2 separate regions of the Homo sapiens genome follow, and region 2 is linked to region 1. Evidence: read pairs that join two places in POLR2A ChIA-PET (ENCODE). Cell type or tissue: GM12878. All regions are shown on one strand. Links, peaks and the distances in the headings refer to the core of each region. The heading gives the core; the rest is flanking DNA. Region 1 holds the start of LOC101927995 (a long non-coding RNA gene). Region 2 has its middle 12 kb from the start of LINC01985.

What was found. Peaks named below come from ENCODE experiments on the same cell type or tissue, not always from the same donor. Only the 100,000 strongest peaks of a DNase experiment are listed, where the experiment ranks them.
Region 2: POLR2A ChIA-PET joins it to region 1 with 13 read pairs; 4 of 35 experiments call an interaction of 5 or more read pairs at or near these places.

What each region holds. Positions count from the first base shown.
Region 1 is chr3:30,370,933-30,380,413 of GRCh38, forward strand. LOC101927995 (a long non-coding RNA gene) reads left to right here and starts at 2,165. Exons shown (of 5, transcript XR_007095856.1): 1 at 2,165-2,225. In GM12878, for the core only: no CTCF peak of the experiment used is centred there; no DNase peak of the experiment used is centred there.
Region 2 is chr3:30,502,543-30,512,023 of GRCh38, forward strand. No RefSeq gene overlaps it. Among named protein-coding and RNA genes, the nearest start is that of LINC01985, 12 kb to the right of the region's middle. In GM12878, for the core only: no CTCF peak of the experiment used is centred there; a DNase peak (open chromatin) is centred at 1,142.

The DNA of each region.
Region 1 (9,481 bases), core at 715-8,714:
TATCTTTTAGAAATGCTGAGGTATCCCTAAGCAAATAATCAGCCAGAAAAAGTAAACATTCATTTTCCTGCCATTCTGGGGTGTGATCCTGATTTCTTCAGTTCAGCATATTTATGAGCTGCCTTGCCCTCTTTCCTGCATTCTCCCAATTCTTCCGTCTTTGCAGGATGCTGTTCTTTCACACATGTTGTTTTTGCTTAATAAAGTAATAACCGACACAATCTGCCCTCTCTACAGAGTAATTATGTTAGCCTGTTGTTATTGATTTTGTTGCTAAGGTCTGAGAATCTGCTAATGTGCCACTGTGGGAGTGGTGGGAAGGTCGTAGGGGAAAGCGTGTTCTTATAATTTTCCCATAAACCAGATGTTTTCTTTAACTCTTACATCTTCAAAATATTTTCTCTTGAGAAAAAAAAAACAACAAGGACTAGAACGAGTTTAAGACACCAGCTCTTATTTTCTCAGCATACCACAAGCACATATAACTGAGTGTAAAGAATTTATTCTGTGGGCGCCTGTGTATCTGCTAATCATTTGATAAGCTACACGTATAATCAAGTAAAACCTGTTTCGTAAGTAAACTATATTCTTCCAATTTCCCAATGATTATGTTTCAATTACCATTGAAAACAATAAAACATTACCAAGGAAAGCATTACCACTGTAACATCATCCTGAATTTAGCAGGGTAAAACAATTTTTATTATCTCACAGATTTTATGGATCAAGAATCTGGAAAAGACTCAGCTGGGGCTGGCACCCAGGTTCAGCAGTTGTTACTCAGAATGTGTATATATGGCCTCCCTAGCAGGGCAGTTTCAGAGTCGTTAGATTTTCAGAGTGGTGGTGTCTCTCAGAGTGAGTATCCAAAGAAAATCAAGAGAATGTTGTGTGACTTTTATAGCTAGCTTCAGAAGTCATGTAACCTCATTTCCGCCATTCTCGGTTGCAGTGGTTCTCAACGAGGGGCAATTTTATTTTCCCATCTTCCCCCTTTGGGATGCATGGAACCACCCTCAAGAATGTTTGGCAGTATCTGAATACATTTTTAGTTTGTACAACTGAAGGTGGTGGGAGCTACTGGCATTTAGTAAGTCGAGCTCAATGATGCTGTTAAGTATTCTATAATGCACAATAAGAATTTTGTAGCCCAGTATGTCAATAGTGCTGAGGTTGAAAAACCCTGCTCCATTGGTTGAGGTAGTCATTGCCTGCCAGATTTAAGGGGAGGAAACATGGATTCTAATTCTGAAGGGAAAAGAGTCAGAAAAAATTGATGAACACTTAAAAACTGCCACGAAGTCCTGAATTTAACTTTTATCAAATTCAAACACCAAGTCTTCTATTAATTCAATTCCTAGGGGATACAATTATTTTTGTTTAATTTTTGATTTTTGTGGGTAGGTGTATATATTTATGAGGTATCTGAGATGTTTTGATACAGGCATGGAATGTGAAATAAGCACATCATGGACAATGGGGTATCCACCCCCTCAAGCATTTATCCTTTGAGTTACAAACAATCCAATTACACTCTTTAAGTTATTTAAAAAAGTTATTGACTATTGTGCTATCAAAGATTAGGTCTATTCATTCTTTCTAACTATTTTGTGTACCTTTTAAAATTGAGGTTCAAAAGGAAGTTGTAATGGTTTCAAAACAATTGAGATCAGGGATCTCTAAATGGGGCTTTGAGGCACCGGGAAACATACCCTTACCCTAACCTGCAAATGGGACTCTGAGAATGTAAATGCTTAGGTCAAGTTACCAACTAAATAACAAAGGCTAAGCCCAGATATCAGTTCTATAATTTGAGGTGCCCCCACCATTATTTTCTCTTGATCCTCAAGTTTCTTACTCTTTTTACTCATTTCAATATTGTCCAGCTGTAGATGAATTCTATTTTTAGAAGTTAGTGTGGTTACATTTAAACCTAATTTTCAAACTGACTTGCTTGAGATCCAAAGCACATTTTTAAGCGTCAGAGCTCTAGGAACAGAAAATAGCATCCCTGGGATGACAGGAAGGATGCCCTGTGCCTGGAGGAGGTCTCTCTCCAGGATTCAGCACACCGTGGAGCTGTGGGAAGTGTGTTATCTCTGTCATGAGAGAGAAAGGAGTGGCTGGCTCAGCAAGATTAGAGCCTCTCTCTGGATTGTTCCTCAGAACCAGAAGAACTGTGTGGAGTGGCAGCAACTGGAGGAAGCAGAATGTCCCCGAGCAAGGTGACTGGTTTTACTTAATGGAAAACTGAATGTTAAAGTAGCTAATAACACTAACTGCTTTCTTTTTAGTTGTTCTCATTTATTCTTTTCTAAAAATCTGTATTTCCATTCCTTTATTTTTTCTAACAGTCTCCTACTGTTCTCAAATACAACGTCTATTTTCTCCTTATCGCATGTCTTTAGTTGATGAAAGAGGGTAATACCCTGGCTTCATGCTCATATTTATCAAGCATTTCTGGAGCAGCTCCTACATTCCAAACTCTAAATTGAGTGTTGAAAGGTGGGACAGTGAACAAAACAGACCCAAACTTGATGGCAGAACCCATGGACTAGCCTGCCCCACAGGGTCTGGTGGAAGATATGCTCCACTGAACTGACAAAAATACACAACTATATGACTTACAAATGAGCAAACAACCTATCCATGCTTGGAGAGTCCAGAAGCCTTCCTGGAGTTGGTGACATCGAAGTGGAGAGTGACAGATGAAAATGGCGTGAAGCAAACAAGGGAAGGGTTTTCCAAGCCAAGAAAGCAGAGTGAATGAAGTCAGGTTCAACCATGTTGGCTTTTTTGTTTATTATTGTCTACCTGCTTGTGTATGGCTTTAAGATGGTAGATACAAATTCTTAAATCTTTGTACAAAAGGGGCAAGGAAGTTGGAATGAGCCGTTGGGTATTAGCTGTGTAAATCTCTATTTTTCCTTCTGCATGTGGCCACATGCTACTTCAATGTTATGTTCTTTTCTCATTTTTTTGCACTATTTACACACAGAAAAAAATCATTTTGGCCAACAATGTTTATTTAAGATCAACTTGATACTCACTGATGCTCTAATATGTGCCTTTAACAAAAGCCTCCTGAAGCAAAACTCACGCAGTAAACCGTCTTTGTTATCTATCACTTCTAGATCCAAGAAGTGTCATCAGTGCATCAAAGCCAGGAAGCAGATAGAAAATCAGGTTTAGAAATCCAAGATCAAGACAGTGACAGGTCAAGTTCAGGAGAGGTGGAGGAGTCAGAGAGCAGGAGCATAATTAGAGCATAATTGAAACCCAAGGTGACCTCTGCCTTAAACAGGATTTGAGGACAGCCCCTGTAATTGGATTCAGGGGTCTACACAACTCTAAGTTTACGAGAAACCTCATAGAGTGAACCTTGGGAATACAGGAACCCCAACATATATTCACTCATGTGTGCACCCCCCAAAAAGCACAAGAATATTTACAGGAACACTATAAAATCCCCATATGGGAAACAGTAGAATGGGTAAATTGTGGGTTTTTTACACAGTGAAATACAATTCTGCAATGTGAATAGACTTACAACACAACTACATTTGAAAATGACACTGAATCTTACAAATATAATGATATGGGGAGGGAACCACACATAAAAGGCACATATTTTTATGAATTGTGCCTTTTGGTCTCATTTTTATGAAGTTTAAGAACAAGCAAAAGTAATTTAGGGTATTAGAAGTTCTGACAGCTGTTTCCCTTGTACAGGGCAAATGGGTAGTGTCTGGAGGGAACACAGGAGTGGCAGGGATTCTGGAGTGCGAATAATCTGGTTTTTGATCTGGGTGCTGTTTATAACAGTATGTTCAACTTGTGGAAATGCAATAAGTAATACACTTAATTTTGTACTTTTGTATATAATGCTATACTTTAGTTAAGGTTTGGGGAGAAAATAGGAATATAGATAGACCTCTGGGATGACTGGGGATGTTGAAAAATACACTTTGAAAATTGTTTGAAAAATACTGACCTAAAAATTCATCAAACTGTGTTCAGCAACTTTAAATGACTGCGAAGAAAATTTGGGTAACCTGTTGAGAAGAATCAGGACTCTGAGCTTTCATTAGCTGAACTCTGTTTAACTCCACTTAGAGCCTACATGCCCACTCAAGTTTTTCAGGGGATAAGTCCTTGTTGCTTGCTACAACTACTTACTAGTCACCATCATTTGGCTGATCATTTGCATCTCACATAGATAACTTTTTTTTTCCTGAGGAATGGTTCGTCACATCTGTGGATAGCAACAAATCATACATGAACAAATTTTACTTTATGTTAATTGTAAGAGACAGTTTTACTGGATTCTGTGAAATAAACCAGTATATGGGTTTAACTGTCTAACTACTTATATAAACATTTCATCATCTAGGTACGTATCTGTCCCTCTTCTAACATTTATTAAAAATGTTTAAGTTCCCTGTTAATGAGCACTGAGTTTTAATTTGTGCTCAAGATCACTTTGTCTAATAACATTTACCTTAGCGGGATATTACTGGTGTAATCAATTAAATATTTTCTAAATAATGGGAATTACAAGCACACAAACATCTACTGGGCAAGATGGGTGAAGAGTAAAGGCAGTAGTGAGAAACAAGTGTAAGCCAGTTAATTCAGTTTCAGCTTGTAAGTTTTCAGTGTTTAGATTTAAAACCAAAAAATCCAAAATCTGAATTACCTAATTTTCTGATTAAATTTAGAAAATTAAAATTGTCAATGAACTTAAAAATTTTTAACTTTGTATAAGCCTAACAAACCATATCTATAGGCAGGATTCAGTTCACACATTGTCAGTCTGAGCCTTCCACAAGCATGATTTTAATCACTCTTCACAAATGTCCTATGAGGTGGGCATTGTACAGAGAAGGAAACCGAGGCGCATAGAAAGTGTAGCGTATTGGTCAAGTTCACACAGCTAAGAAGAGCCAAGCTAGAGTAAAGTCCAAGTCTAATTATCAAAATTACTATTCATTTCCCCAATGAGAAAAAAGCCTCACTGCATATCACTATGCTGGGATTAACAATCAAATTATGGTTTTTTACTTACAGGTATGATGGGAAAAAAGATGGAGGAAATATTTGCATTATTTGCTAAGGAATTTTTTCTTTTGGAAATTGGCTTAAAATTCTGTACTACAGAGAGTATATACCACTCAGTATTGGATTCATCTTTCTTTTTCTGGCAATAATATTCATTATAAGACACAAGAAATAAACCAATCACCTTATCTTAGACTATCCAAAGACTACAAAGGGACTTGTCTTAAAATTACATGTGTGGATGGCAACAACTCATACATTTCCAAATTTTAGTTTATGTTAATTGTAAGAGTTGGTTTTACTGGATTTTGTGAAATAAACCAGTATTTGGGTTTAACTGTCTAACTACTTACATAAACATTTCATCATCTAGGTACATATCTGTGCCTCTCCTATCGTTTAGTAAAAATGTTTAAATTCCCTGTTAATGTCTTCTAATGGAATGGATCTATGGAGGGTGAGGATTCCACCTTTTTGGTTTTGATTGCAGCAAGCTTTTTGAATGTTTATCTTCAGTATATTTTTCCAGATAATTAATTAATTCAATTTCAGTGAGACCATCCATGCTTATATCTATTTTGTTGTAATCCTTTCTCTTTTTTGACAAACGAATAAAAAAAACTTATTAGGAGAACAAAAACATAGAATTGCTAGGAACTGTTCATGTATGTCCCAAACTGATATTAAAATAGATTTTGGCTTTGAAAAAATGTAAAACTATTTGTAAATACAAGTAAGCAGGGTTGATGGATTACATGTGAGAAGAAAAGATGGTCAATTTATTTCAAAATTATTTTTTAAGTTTTTATTTTCTCTCTAAATGGAAGGGAGTAAGCCACACCTGGGGTGTTTCACCTTCTGTATTGCAGAACCAGGACCAGGCTTTGATTGCCTCTAAATAACATGAGGGTTTGTTTTGTTTTGTTTAACATGAAATGCTCATTTGTGGCTGTAAATACTTCAGTTATAACTTTGCATTTGTTAGGCTATTTGGTTAACGCGTATAAAAAAGCAGGATATATATTAACATCATTATCCAGATGTTCAGTATACAGCAAATTGCATGGAATTGTGTTGACTGTGAATTAATTTTCAAATCTTACTAGCCAGTGAAATGTTGTTTAGTCCTTTCTTTTGGTTTACTTCTTATTCTGTTCAACTTTTCATAAGTACTTTCATAAAGACCTTGCCGCATACACTATTTTTCATCCCAGGATGATGCCTCAGGCCTTGACATCAAACCAAGAATGTTAATTATGTTCCTTTCAAACTGTTTACTGCATGTATTGGCTTAGACTTGAGCATAAACATATTTATTAAGAGTATGGCTTCACCTTTTATTCTAGACATTCTATAGTTTCATGGAATATCAGGCACTTAAAAGAGAAAAAAATAAGCACATCATGGAGAATGGGGTATCCATCCCTTCAAGCATTTATGCTTTGAGTTACAAACAGTCCAATTATATCCTTTAAGTTATTTAAAAATATACAATTAAGTTATTATTGATAATAACTTATAGCATAATATTATAGTCACCATATCATGCTATAAAATAGTATGTCTTATTCATTCTTTCTATTTTTTTTTGGTACCCATTAACCATCCCCACCTCCCCCTCAACCCCCAGCTACCCATCCCAGCCTCTGGTTACCATTTTTCTACTCTCTGTCTCCACAAGTTCAATTGTTTTAAATTTTAGCTCCCACAAATAAGTGAGAACGTGCAAAGTTTATCTTTCTGTGCCTGCCTTATTTCACCTAACATAATTATCTTCAGTTCTATCCATGTTGTTTCAAATGACAGGATCCCATTCTTTTTATGGCTGAATAGTAATCCATTACGTATGTGTACCACATTTTCTTTACCCATTCATCTGTTGATGGACACTTAGGTTGCTTCCAAATCTTGATTACTGTAAATAGTGCTGTGCTTATGGGGTATCACTCAAGAAATCTTTGCCCAGAACAATGTCCTGGAGATTTTCTCCCAAAGTTTTCTTGTAGTAGTTTCACAGATTGAAGACTTAGATTTAAGTCTTCAGTCAATTTTGATTTTATTTTTGTATATGGTGAGAGATAGGATCCAGTTTCATTATTCTGCATATGGCTATCCAGTTTTCCCAGCAACTGGGAAAGACTATCTTTATTGAAAAGACTATCTTTCCCTCAGTGTATGTTCTTGGCAACTTTGTGGAAAATGAGTTCACTATAGATATATGAATTTGTTTCTGGGTTCTCTATTCTGTTTCATTGGTCAATATGTCTGTTTTTATGCCAGTAACATGATGTTTTGGTTACTATTCTTCTGTAGTACAACTTGAAGTCAGGTAATGCGATTCCTCTAGTTTTATTCTTTCTCCTCAGGATAGCTTTGGCTATTCTGGGTCTTTTTTGGTTCCATATAAATTTTAGCATTGTTATTTCTATTTCTGTGAAGAATGCCATTGGTATTTTCATAGAGATTGCATTGAATCTGTAGATTTCTTTGGGTAGTATGGACATTTTAACAATATTCATTCTTTCAATTCATGAACATGGAATATTTTTCTCTTTTTTTCTGTGTCCTCTTCAATTTCTTTCATCAATGTTTTATAGTTGCCATTGTAGAGATTTTTCACTTCTTTGGTTAAGTTAATTCCTATGTATTTTATTTTATTTGTAACTATCATAAATGGGATTACTGTTCAGATTCTTTGCTGTTGGCATATAGAAATGCTATTGATTTTGTATGTTAATTTTGTATTCTATAACTTTTGAACTTAGGAATTCTAATAGTTTTCTTGTGGAGTCTGCAGGTTTTTCAAAATATAAGATCATATCATCTGCAAACAAAGATAATTTGAGTTCTTCCTTTCAAATTTGAATATTTTTTATTTCTTTCTCTCTCCTGATTGCTCTAGCTAGGACTTCCAATATTATGTTAAATAACAGTGGTGACAGTGAGAATCCCTGTCATACTCCAGATCTTAGAGGAAAGGCTTTCAGTTTTTCCTCATTAGTATGATACCAGCTATGGGTTTGTCATATATGACTTTTATTATGTTGAGGTATGTTCCTTCTATCCCCAGTTTTTTAAAGGCTTTTTACCATGAAGGGATGTTGAATTTTATCAAATGCTTTTTCGGTATCAACTGAAATGATCATATGTTTTTTGCCCTCCATTCTGTTGATACAATGTATCACATTGATTGATTTGTGTATGTTGAACCATTCTTGCATCCCTGGGTTAATCTCACTTGCCCATGGTGAATGATCTTTTTAATGTGCTGTTGAAGTCAGTTTGCTAGTATTTTGTTGAGGACTTTTTCATCAACATTAATCAGTGATATTGGCCTGTAGTTTTCTCCTTTTTTGATGTGTCTTTGTCACATTTTGGTATCAGGGTAATGTAGCCTCATAGAATGAGGTTGGAAGTATTCCGTCCTCATCTATTTTTTGAAATAGTTTGAGTAGGATTGGTATATATTTATTCTTTAAATGCTCAGTAGAATTCAGCAGAGAAGCCATAGGGTCCTGGGCTTTTCTTTACTTGGAGACTTTTTATGATGCTTCAATCTCATTACTTGTTATTGGTCTATTCAGGGTTTCAATTTCTTCATGGTTCAATCTTGGTAGGTTTTATATGTCTAGGAATTTGTCAATTTTTTCTAGATTTTCCAATGTATTGGCTTAAAGTAGCCAGTAATAATCCTTTGAATTTCTTTGGTATCAATTGTAATGTTTCCTTTTTCATCTCTAATTTTATTTATTTGAGTCTTCTCCCTTTTTTTCTTAGTTACTTAGGCTAGAAGTTTGTCAATTTTGCTTATCTTTTTTTAAAAAAACTTTGTTTTGTTGATATTTTATATTGTTTTCTTCATTTCAATTTCATTTGTCTTTATTATTTCTGTGATGTTTATTATTTCTTTTCTTCTAATTTGGGGTTTGGTTTGCTCTTACTTTTCTAATTCTTTAAGATGCATCATTAGGTTATTTATTCGAAGTTTTTCTTCTTTTTTGACATGGGTGCTTATAATTATAAACTTCCCTCTTAGTACTGCTTTTGCTGTATTCTACAGGTTTTGGAATCTTGTGTTTTCGCTATCATTTGTTTCAAAAAATTTTTCAATTTCCTTCTTAATTTCTTCATTGACCTACTGGTCATTCAGGAATATAATGTTTAATTTCCATATGTTTGTAATATAGTTTCCAAATTTCCTCTTGTTATTAATATCTAGTTTTATCCCATTGTGATCAGAGAAGATATTTGAAATTATTTTAATTTTTTTAATGTTTTAAGACTTTTTGGTGACTTAACATATAGTCTATCAGTGAGAATGGTCCATGTGCTGAGGAGAACAATGTATATTCTGCAGCTCCTGGATGAAACGTTCTGTAAATATCTATTTAGGTCCATTCGGTCTAAAGTGCAGATTAAG
Region 2 (9,481 bases), core at 647-8,646, 130 kb after region 1:
ATTCGTGACCCAACCATGTTCCTTGTCAGAAGCAAGGTGGGAGAAACAAATTAAGATGTTGCCATTACCACTCCCAGCTAGAACCACAAAGCAGAGACATTGCTAAGTATTTGTATTGCACAAAGAGTTATGCCTGACAGCAGTAAAATAGTAAGTTTTTATTAATGGGAGGGAGAAACTTGGTTATGCCCTTCATAAGAGTCTTAACTATGGGAAGAGTGATTGTGTATCCTTATGGAATGGAGAACAGTGGCCTCTGAGCACCTGCTTAGACCAGGTGACTAGTTCCTCATGACTCAATAGGTAAATGAGATGAACTTTGTGTAATCTTTCATGCATACCATTCATGTGATAATGTGGTAAATGGGTGGGGCTATCACCAGACAAATTTTGTTTTACATTCTAGTTTCATAGCTCATCAGCTGTTACAGCTTGGACAAGTTACTCACTTTTTGGAGACTCATTTATAAAACAGAGAGAGTACATACGTTGCAAAGTTGTTATGAAATTAAACACCACCTGGCACATAGTAGGAACTCAATAAATGAAAGTCATCATTCTCAGATTATTTCCTTCTACAGAAATAAAAACTAGAGGGGTGTGGGTGTTCAAGTGGGTATTGAAGTTGGAGTGGCAGAGAGACAGGGTTGGGGGAGAATATGTGCACTAGTGCTCAATTATTATTGTTCTGTTTAAACACCTATTACTTTATGAAATGCAACAATTTTTACATGAAACGTTATGATTATCTATACTTTAAAGAACCAGAGACCAAGAAATAGTTTGTTGTTTTTTTCTCTGTAGAGATCTGTTGATGAATATTAATGACACTCTTTACTCTCCTGCATACTTGCAAAGCTACAGGGAAACCAACTAATGCAAGTTCTAGGTTGAGGCAGTATCTGAGGTTCTTGTTGATCCCATTTCCCGTCCACCTAGCTCTTTCCAGAAAAGCCTATTCCAACATGGAAAACAGATGAAAATATCAGCTCCTTACTGAGCAGAATCAGTCCTGCCTCCTCCGGATTCTGGGGAATGGACTCAGGTCTTGGGTCTCTACATAAACCCCCAAATGCCAAGACATCTAGCTGTCTGCCCTTCAGTTATGATTCATCATAAGACTGACAGACATCCAGTCAATGTTTTTCTACAAATGACCCAGAATCTTCCTCATTCTTTCAGTAGGCAGATTCTACTTCCTTAGTGACTTTTTGTGGGTGTCATTTGAAAACTGGTATTTGTGCCATATGTCACACCAAAATTTCTCTGCTTGCCTGCATTGAGTATATATTTGCTGACAGTCTTGGGAGTTAAAGAAAAAAGGAATACCTGTTCTTAGGTAAAATGGCCCACTAGAACTCTGCTTTCATTCACCCCATTTTCTTTTCTTTTTTTTGATGGAGTCTTGCTCTGTCACCAGGCTGGAGTGCAGTGGTGCGATCTCTACTCACTGCAAGCTCCACCTGCCGGGTTCACGCCATTCTCCTGCTTCAGCCTCCCAAGTAGCTGACACTACAGGCGCCCACCACCACACCCGGCTAATTTTTTTTTTTGTATTTTTAGTAGAGACGGGGTTTCACCGTGTTAGCCAGGATGGTCTCGATCTCCTGACCTCGTGATCCGCCCACCTCGGCCTCCCCATGTCACCCCATTTTCTAAGCTCTTGAGTCCCTGATTCTGTGAATATAAACTATATTATACCTCTCTGATTCTAAAAATGTATATTAGAATATGAGACAGTGTTTGTCAACTATAGGATCTTCTGATACAGATGCTGATTCATTTGCTCTTTTTGTAATGGTTGCCATAATTACCCTAGTTTACGATAGCTTTATTATATAACAGCTTAGAAAAAAAAAGATTGTTTACTCTGGTCTCAGAACTATTCTCAGCAATTTTCATGGACTTACCTCGTTCGGTCCTCACAACTAAATCATGAGGTAGAAAACTGCTATTATACCTGTTTTACAGCTGATAAAGCTATAGTGTAGAGGTTTAAATCACTTGCTCAAAGTCAAACAGTAAAAAGGGGAGCTGACATTTGATCATGGGGCCAACTGATTCTGGCACATACATTCTTAGCACTTGTACCTTACAGAATGTCAATTGTGAGTGAATTCTATTAACTTTCTCTTCAAAGGCAAGAACACTCTCCAGCTCTAAACGTTTGAGACATACACTTTTTTCTTTTTCTTTTTTTTTTTTTTTGAGATGGAGTCTTGCTTTGTCACCCAGTCTGGAGTGTAGTGGTGTGATCTTGGCTCACTGCAATCTCCACCTCTTGGGTTCAAGCAATTCTGTCACCTCAGCCTCCCGAGTAGCTGGGATTACAGGCGCACGCCACCATGCCTGGTTAATTTTTGTATTTTTTTTAGTAGAGGCGGCCTTGTTGGCCAGGCTGGTCTCAAACTCCTGACCCAGACATACACTTTCTAAAAGTTAAATGAATTAAATTCCAGTCAAGTTTAGACATGTGGTATAATGGAACAGCTGAGCTATGTAAATAGAGTATTGTGAGTTACATTTCTTTGAATACCTACTGTATTAGTCTGTTAGCGCTGCCATAACAAAATATCAACTGGATGGCTTAAACAACAGAAATTTGCTTTCTTGTGGTTCTGGAGGTTAGAAGTCTGAGATCAGATGCTGGCAGAATGCATTTTTCCTGAGGCCTTTCTCCTTGGCTTACAGATTTTCCCCTTCTTGCTGTGCATTTGCATGGTGGCTCTCTGTGCATGTATATGTCTGTGTCCTAATCTCCTTTTCTTATAAGAATACAAGTCATATTAAATTAAGGCCCACGCTAACGATTCTATTTTAATTGGTTACCTTTCTAAAGACCCTGTCTCCAAATACAATCACATTCCAAGGCACTAGGGATTAGGACTTCAACATATTAATATTTGGGATCCACGATTTAGCCCATAATACCTACTAAATACTTGGCACTCTAAACATTTTGGAAAATTCCAAACATTTTGGAAAATAACTTACAAAGGTGAATGAATCAGGCTTACTTCCTCTCTGCAAGGGATCTACAAGTTTCTACATAACAATGTTATGGGGCATAAGGTGAGATTTGGCACTTAAGAAATACAGAATAAAGTTCAGTAGGTAGTCAGGAAAATGCGAGGTGACTTTCTGTTCGGAGAGTAGGTCAAAACATGCTTCATGGTAAATATAGCATTTGAGAAAGTTTCTACACAGGATTTGATCTGAGGTAAAAAAGGCAAACGTAGATAATTTTTGTCCATGATAGTCTAAATTCAAAGAAACAATGGGATATTACACTGCTTATTCATGTTTTTTGTTCTTTTTTTTTTTTTTTTGTCTTTCTATAACTATTCCCTCACCCCTTCTGATTGGAGGTCTGTTATTGGAGTTCAGAGTTTTAAAGGAAACACGGTAAGATGGGGGAAGATGGTTATTAGAGCTTAGGTGACTACAGTGGATGGATTCTTACTTAAATCTCTCATCCCACTTCACCCCTCTCCAAGCATTCCAAGTTGCGCCACCAGTCGTTTAACTGATAGAGGGAAATCTCACCTAGACCCAGGGAGGACCTTGAGTCATGAATAGGTCAAAAAAGTTAATAAATAGGCCTTTCAGTCATATCACACATTGTGCTTTTCAAAGTATTTTGCCATATTTGATTCTCCTGAAAATGACACTGTGAAAGAAATGTTTAATAATAATGTGGTGGTTTTTTTTGCACTACTTGCCTTATCAGATCAATTCTCCAGCCTTTTCTGTCTGCTTCTTTCCTCTGTGATTCAGTACTAAGGCCTGCATCACCCAGGCGCTCTTGTGCAACGGCTTCCTTCTGGGTTTTGTAGCATCTCTCTTCAAGATTATTCCCTTTCATAGATAAACTCCTAGACACGTACAACCTACCATGAATGAACCATGAAGAAATCCAAAATCTCACTAAATCAATAACAAGTAAAGAGATTGAAGCTATAATTTAAAGTTTTCCATCAAAGAAAAGCCCAGGATCTGAAGGATTCATTGACACATTCTACCAAACATTTAAAGAAGAACTAATACCAATTCTACTTAAATGCTTCAAAAATATTGAAGAAAAGAGAATACTTCCAAACTCATTCGATGAGGCCGGCATTACCCTGATACCAAAACCAGACAAGAACACAGCAAAAAAAGTAAACCACAAGCCAATATTACTGATGAACATAGATGCAAAAATCCTCAACAAAATACTAGTAAAGCAAATTCAGCAATACATTAAAAAGATCATTCACCACGGTCAGTGAGATTCATCCTGGGGATGCGAGGATGGTTCAACACATGCAAATCAATAAACACAATACATCACATTAATAGAATCAAGAACAAAATCAATGATTGTTTTAAGAGATGTCAAGAAAACATTTGATAAAATTCAATATTCCTTTTTGAAAAAAATGCTCATCCAAATGGATATAGAAGGAATATGCCTCCAAATAACAAAGGCCATATGTGACAAACCCATGGCTAACATCATACTGAATGGGCAAAAATTGAAGACCTTTTCTGTGGAACAATTCTGGAAAAAGACAAAGATGCCCACTTTTGCTGCTATTATTCAACATAATACTAGAAGTCCTGGTGAGAGCAATTAGGCAAGAGAAATAAAAAGAAGATACCCATGTTGGAAAGGAAGAAGTAAAATTAGCCTTGTTCTCAGACAACATGGTTTTATCCTTAGAAAAACCTCATGACTCCACCAAAAAAAAAAAAAAAAAACCACTGTAAGAACTGAACAGGACGCAAAATCAACATACAAAAATCAGTAACATTTATATACACCAAGAGCAAACAATTTGAGAAGCACATCAAGAAAGCAATTCCATTTAAAATAGCTATAAGAATATTCATATAAAATACCTAGGAAGCAATGTAACCAAAGAAGTGAAAGATTTATACATGGAAAACTAACACTAATGAAAGAATAGGACACTTGAAAAAATGAAAAGATATTATATGTTAATGGATTTAAACAATCAATACTGTTAAAATGGCAATACTACCCAAAACAATTTATAGATTCAGTGCAATCTCTATCAAAATACCAACGATAATCTTCACAAAAATAGAAAAAAGAATCTTAAAATTTATATAGAACCACAAAAGACCCCAAATATTGAAAGCGATCCTGAGGGGGAAAAAAAAAAGCTGGAGGCACCACACTACCTGACTTCAAAATTTACTACAAAGCAATTGTAACCAAAACAGCATGGTAGTGGCATTAAAAACAGACACAGAGCAATGGAACAAAATAGAAAACCCAGTTATAAATCCGTGCATTTACAACCAACTCATCTTCTACAATGGAGAAACAACAGTCTGTTCAATAAATGATGCTTTGAAAACTGTATAACTACATGCAGAAAAATGAAACTAGGTCCCTATCTCTTACCATACACAAAAATAAAATAAAAATGGATTATAGAATCTAAGACCTGAAACTATGAAACTACTAGAACAGAAAAAAAAAAAACAACATTGGGGAAATGCTTCAGGACATTGATGTAGGCAAAAATTTCTTTTGTGTAAGAATTCAAAAGCACAGGCAACCAAACCAAAAATAGACAGTTGGGATTATGTCCATATAAAAAGCCTCTGCACAGCAAAGGAAACAATCAACAAAGTGAAGAAACTACCCACAGAATGGGGGGACATATTTGCAAACCATCTATCTGGCAAAATATTAATAACAAGAATATATAAGGACCTCAAGCAAAAAAACACAAATAATCCAATTTAAAATGGGCAAAAGATCTAAACAGATATTTCTCAAAAGAAAAATACAAATGGTCAATAGGTATATAAAAAATACTCAGCATCACTAATCATCAGCGAAATGCAAATCAAAGCCACAATAAGGTATCATTTCACTCAAGTTAAAATGGCTTGTGTGAAAAAGACAGAGAGTAACAGATGCTGGCAAGGATGTGGAGAAATAGGAACCCTCATACAGTGTTGCTGGGAATGTAAATTAGTACGGCCACTATGGGGAACAGTATGAAGTCTCCTCAAAAAACTAAAAATAGAACTACCATATGGTCCAGCATCCCATTTCTGTGTACATAACCAAAAAAAAAAAAAAGAGGAAATTAATGTATCCCAAGGAGCTATCTACACTTCGATGTTTATTACAGCACTATTCACAATAGCCAAAATATGAAATCAATCTAAGCACCCATCAACAAATGAATGGATTAAAAACATGTGGTATATATACACAATGGAATATTTTTCAGCCATAAAAAATAATGAAATCCTGTCATTTGCAACAACCTGGGCAGAACTGGGGCCATTATGTTAAGTGAAATAAGCCAAGCACAGAAAGACAAACATCACACTCATGCGTGGATGCTAAAAACCTAGATCTCATGAAAATAGAGAGTAGATTGGTGGTTACCAGAGGCCTGGAAGAGGAGACGAGAGAGGTTAAGAGAAAAGGAAAATCCACTGACTAGACGTATTATCTTTTTTAAAAATTTTTTAAATTCTTTAATTTTTATTTCAATAGCTTTTGGGGTACAAACATTTTTTCACCTACATATAGAGGTGAATTCTGATATTTCATTGCACTTGACCACGAAGTAGAATACATCGTACCTAACGCAGTGTTTTTTATCCTTCTCCTCTCTCCCACTCTCCCCATTCTGAGTCTCTTAAGTTTATTATATCACTCTGTATGTCTTTGATTACTCATAGCTTAGCTTCTGCTTATAAGTGAGAACATACAGTTTTTGGTTTTCTGCTTCTGTGTTACTTCACATAGAATAATGGCCTCCAGCTCCATCTAAGTTGTGGCAAAAGACATTATTTTGTTCCTTTTAATGGCCAAGTAGTATTTCATGGTGTCTATCTATCTATATACATCTATATGATATCTATCATATATATATCTATCTATATACATATATATGGTATCTATCATATATGATATATCTATACATATATATGATATCTATCATATATGATATATCTATATACATATATATCATATATATCTATATACATATGTAATCTATCTATATACATATATATGATATACATATATATGAGATACATTTATACATATATATGTTATATATAATATCACATTTTCTTATCCACTCATTAGTCAATGGGCACTTAGGTTGGTTCCACATCTTTGTGATTGTGAATTGTCCTGCCATAAACATAAATTTGCAAGTGTCTTTTTCATAAAATGACTTCTTTCCCTTTGAGTGGATAGCCAGTAGTGGGATTGCTGAATCCAATGGTAGATCTACTTTTAACTCTTTAAGGAATCTCCATACTGTTTTCCAAATAGGGTATGCTAATACACATTCCCACCAGCAGTGTATAAATGTTTCCTTCTCCCCAAATTCACACCAACATCTATGTGTTTTGACTTTTTAATAATGGCTATTCTTACCAGTATAAGGTGGTATCTCATTGTGGTTTTAATTTGCATTTCCCTGATGATTAGTGATGTTGAGCATTTTTTCATTTGTTTATTGGCCATTTGTATATCTTTTTTTTAAGACAGAATCTTGCTCTGTCACCCAGGCTGGAGTGCAGTGGAGTGATCTCGGCTCACTGCGACCTCCGCCTCCTGGGTTCAAGCGATTCTCCTGCCTCAGCCTCCCGAGTAGTTGGGACTACAGGTGCATGCCACCATAGCAGGCTAATTTTTTGTATTTTTAGTAGAGATGGGGTTTCACCGTGTTAGCCAGGATGGCCTCTATCTCCTGATCTCATGACCCAACCGCCTCAGCCTCCCAAAGTGCTAGGATAACAGGTGTGAGCCACTGCACCTGGCTTTGTATATCTTCTTTTGAGAATTATCTATTCATGTCCTTTGCCCACTTTTTAATAGGATTATTTGGTATTTTTCTTGCTGATTTTTTTGAGTTCAGGCAGATATATTATCTTTAATTTAATTATTTATTATTGGATTTTGTAATGTTTTCCAATTTCATCATTAAAACCAATGCTGTAAGAAAAAAAGTTTTATTGCATTCCAGAAAATATAGAGCTGCTGCATTCTTTATAATAGCTCCCCAATTTTGCACTCTGTGCATTTTTTGTAACTTAAGAGTTAGTAATCTTCAAAAGAAGAATGACATACTGAAGACCCCTTGCCCCTGAGGTTTTCGCAGCAGGGAGGAATTACAGAAGTGGAACATAGATCTGTAGGCTAATATATTGTTCTTTGCATTCCTAATTTGTTAAGCAATCTTCTAGATCGCATTATATAATAGTAACCTTCTGCTATGACAAATAATACAACAATGTTCATACTGTTCGCTATTGTATGGATGTCATTTCTTACATAGAGAAGTATATTATTTCTAGAAATTGAGTCATCATGGGGTCAAACTGTATGTCATTTTTAACACAAAAAACAAGCTTCTGATTTTTCTCCATAAAAAGATCTAACCATTTACACTCCTATACAGCAATGTGAAAGAGGTGCGTAGAGTCAAACTATATAGTAAGAAAGATAAAAATTGTTACCTCGATGATTTTAATTTGAATTTATCTTATTACAAACAAAAATGCACATTTTATTATTATTTAAGAATCACTTGTATTTCATTCATCTCTAAACTATCAGTTTTTGTCTATTGGGTTTTCCTTTTTCTATTCATTCATAGAAATTTGGTTATGTGCTGCAAAAACACACACATTTACACAAACACGTATATTAAGTTTTTATTTGTGCTTTGAAAATAGTGTTTTGTGACCTGTAATGTTTTACATGTAGTTTAAGAGAATGCCATTCTTTTTTTGGGGGGTGGGGGACGGAGTTTCGCTCTTGTTGCCCAGGCTAGAGAGCAATGGCACGATCTCGGCTCACTGCAACCTCCACCTCCCAGGTTCAAGCTATTCTCCTGCCTCAGCCTCCCTAGTAGCTGGGATTATAGGAATGTGCCACCACACCCGGCTCATTTTTTTTGTATTTTTAGTAGAGACAGGGTTTCCCCATGTTGGTCAGTCTGGTCTCGAACTCCTGACCTCAGGTTATCTGCCCGCCTCGGCCTCCCAGAGTACTGGGATTACAAGCCTGAGCCACCACACCCGACCGAGAATGCCATTCTTATACACATTTATTGCATACAGTACATTACTGTGGTTAAATACATCCTTCCCTCCTATTTCCTTCCGCCCACCTCTTTCTTCATTCTTTCCACCAGCAAATATTGAAGAATGGCTAAATGACAAGCTTCCTCACTTCAAGTCTAGTCTCTTCTTTGCTATCTCAGATTGTGTAATACATCCTATTGCAACATTTCGGGAATGTGGAATGAGACAGCACCAAGAAAGATCCAGGCCGAGGTCTGCAAGAGCAGTATCTGAGAGCTTCAGCACAAATGCACTACAAAATAATAGGTAAAATCATTGGAAACCAAAGTCAAAGGAGGCAGTAATATGATTCATAAAGTAAAAATCTTCAAACATTTATTTCAATCTTTCTTCATTT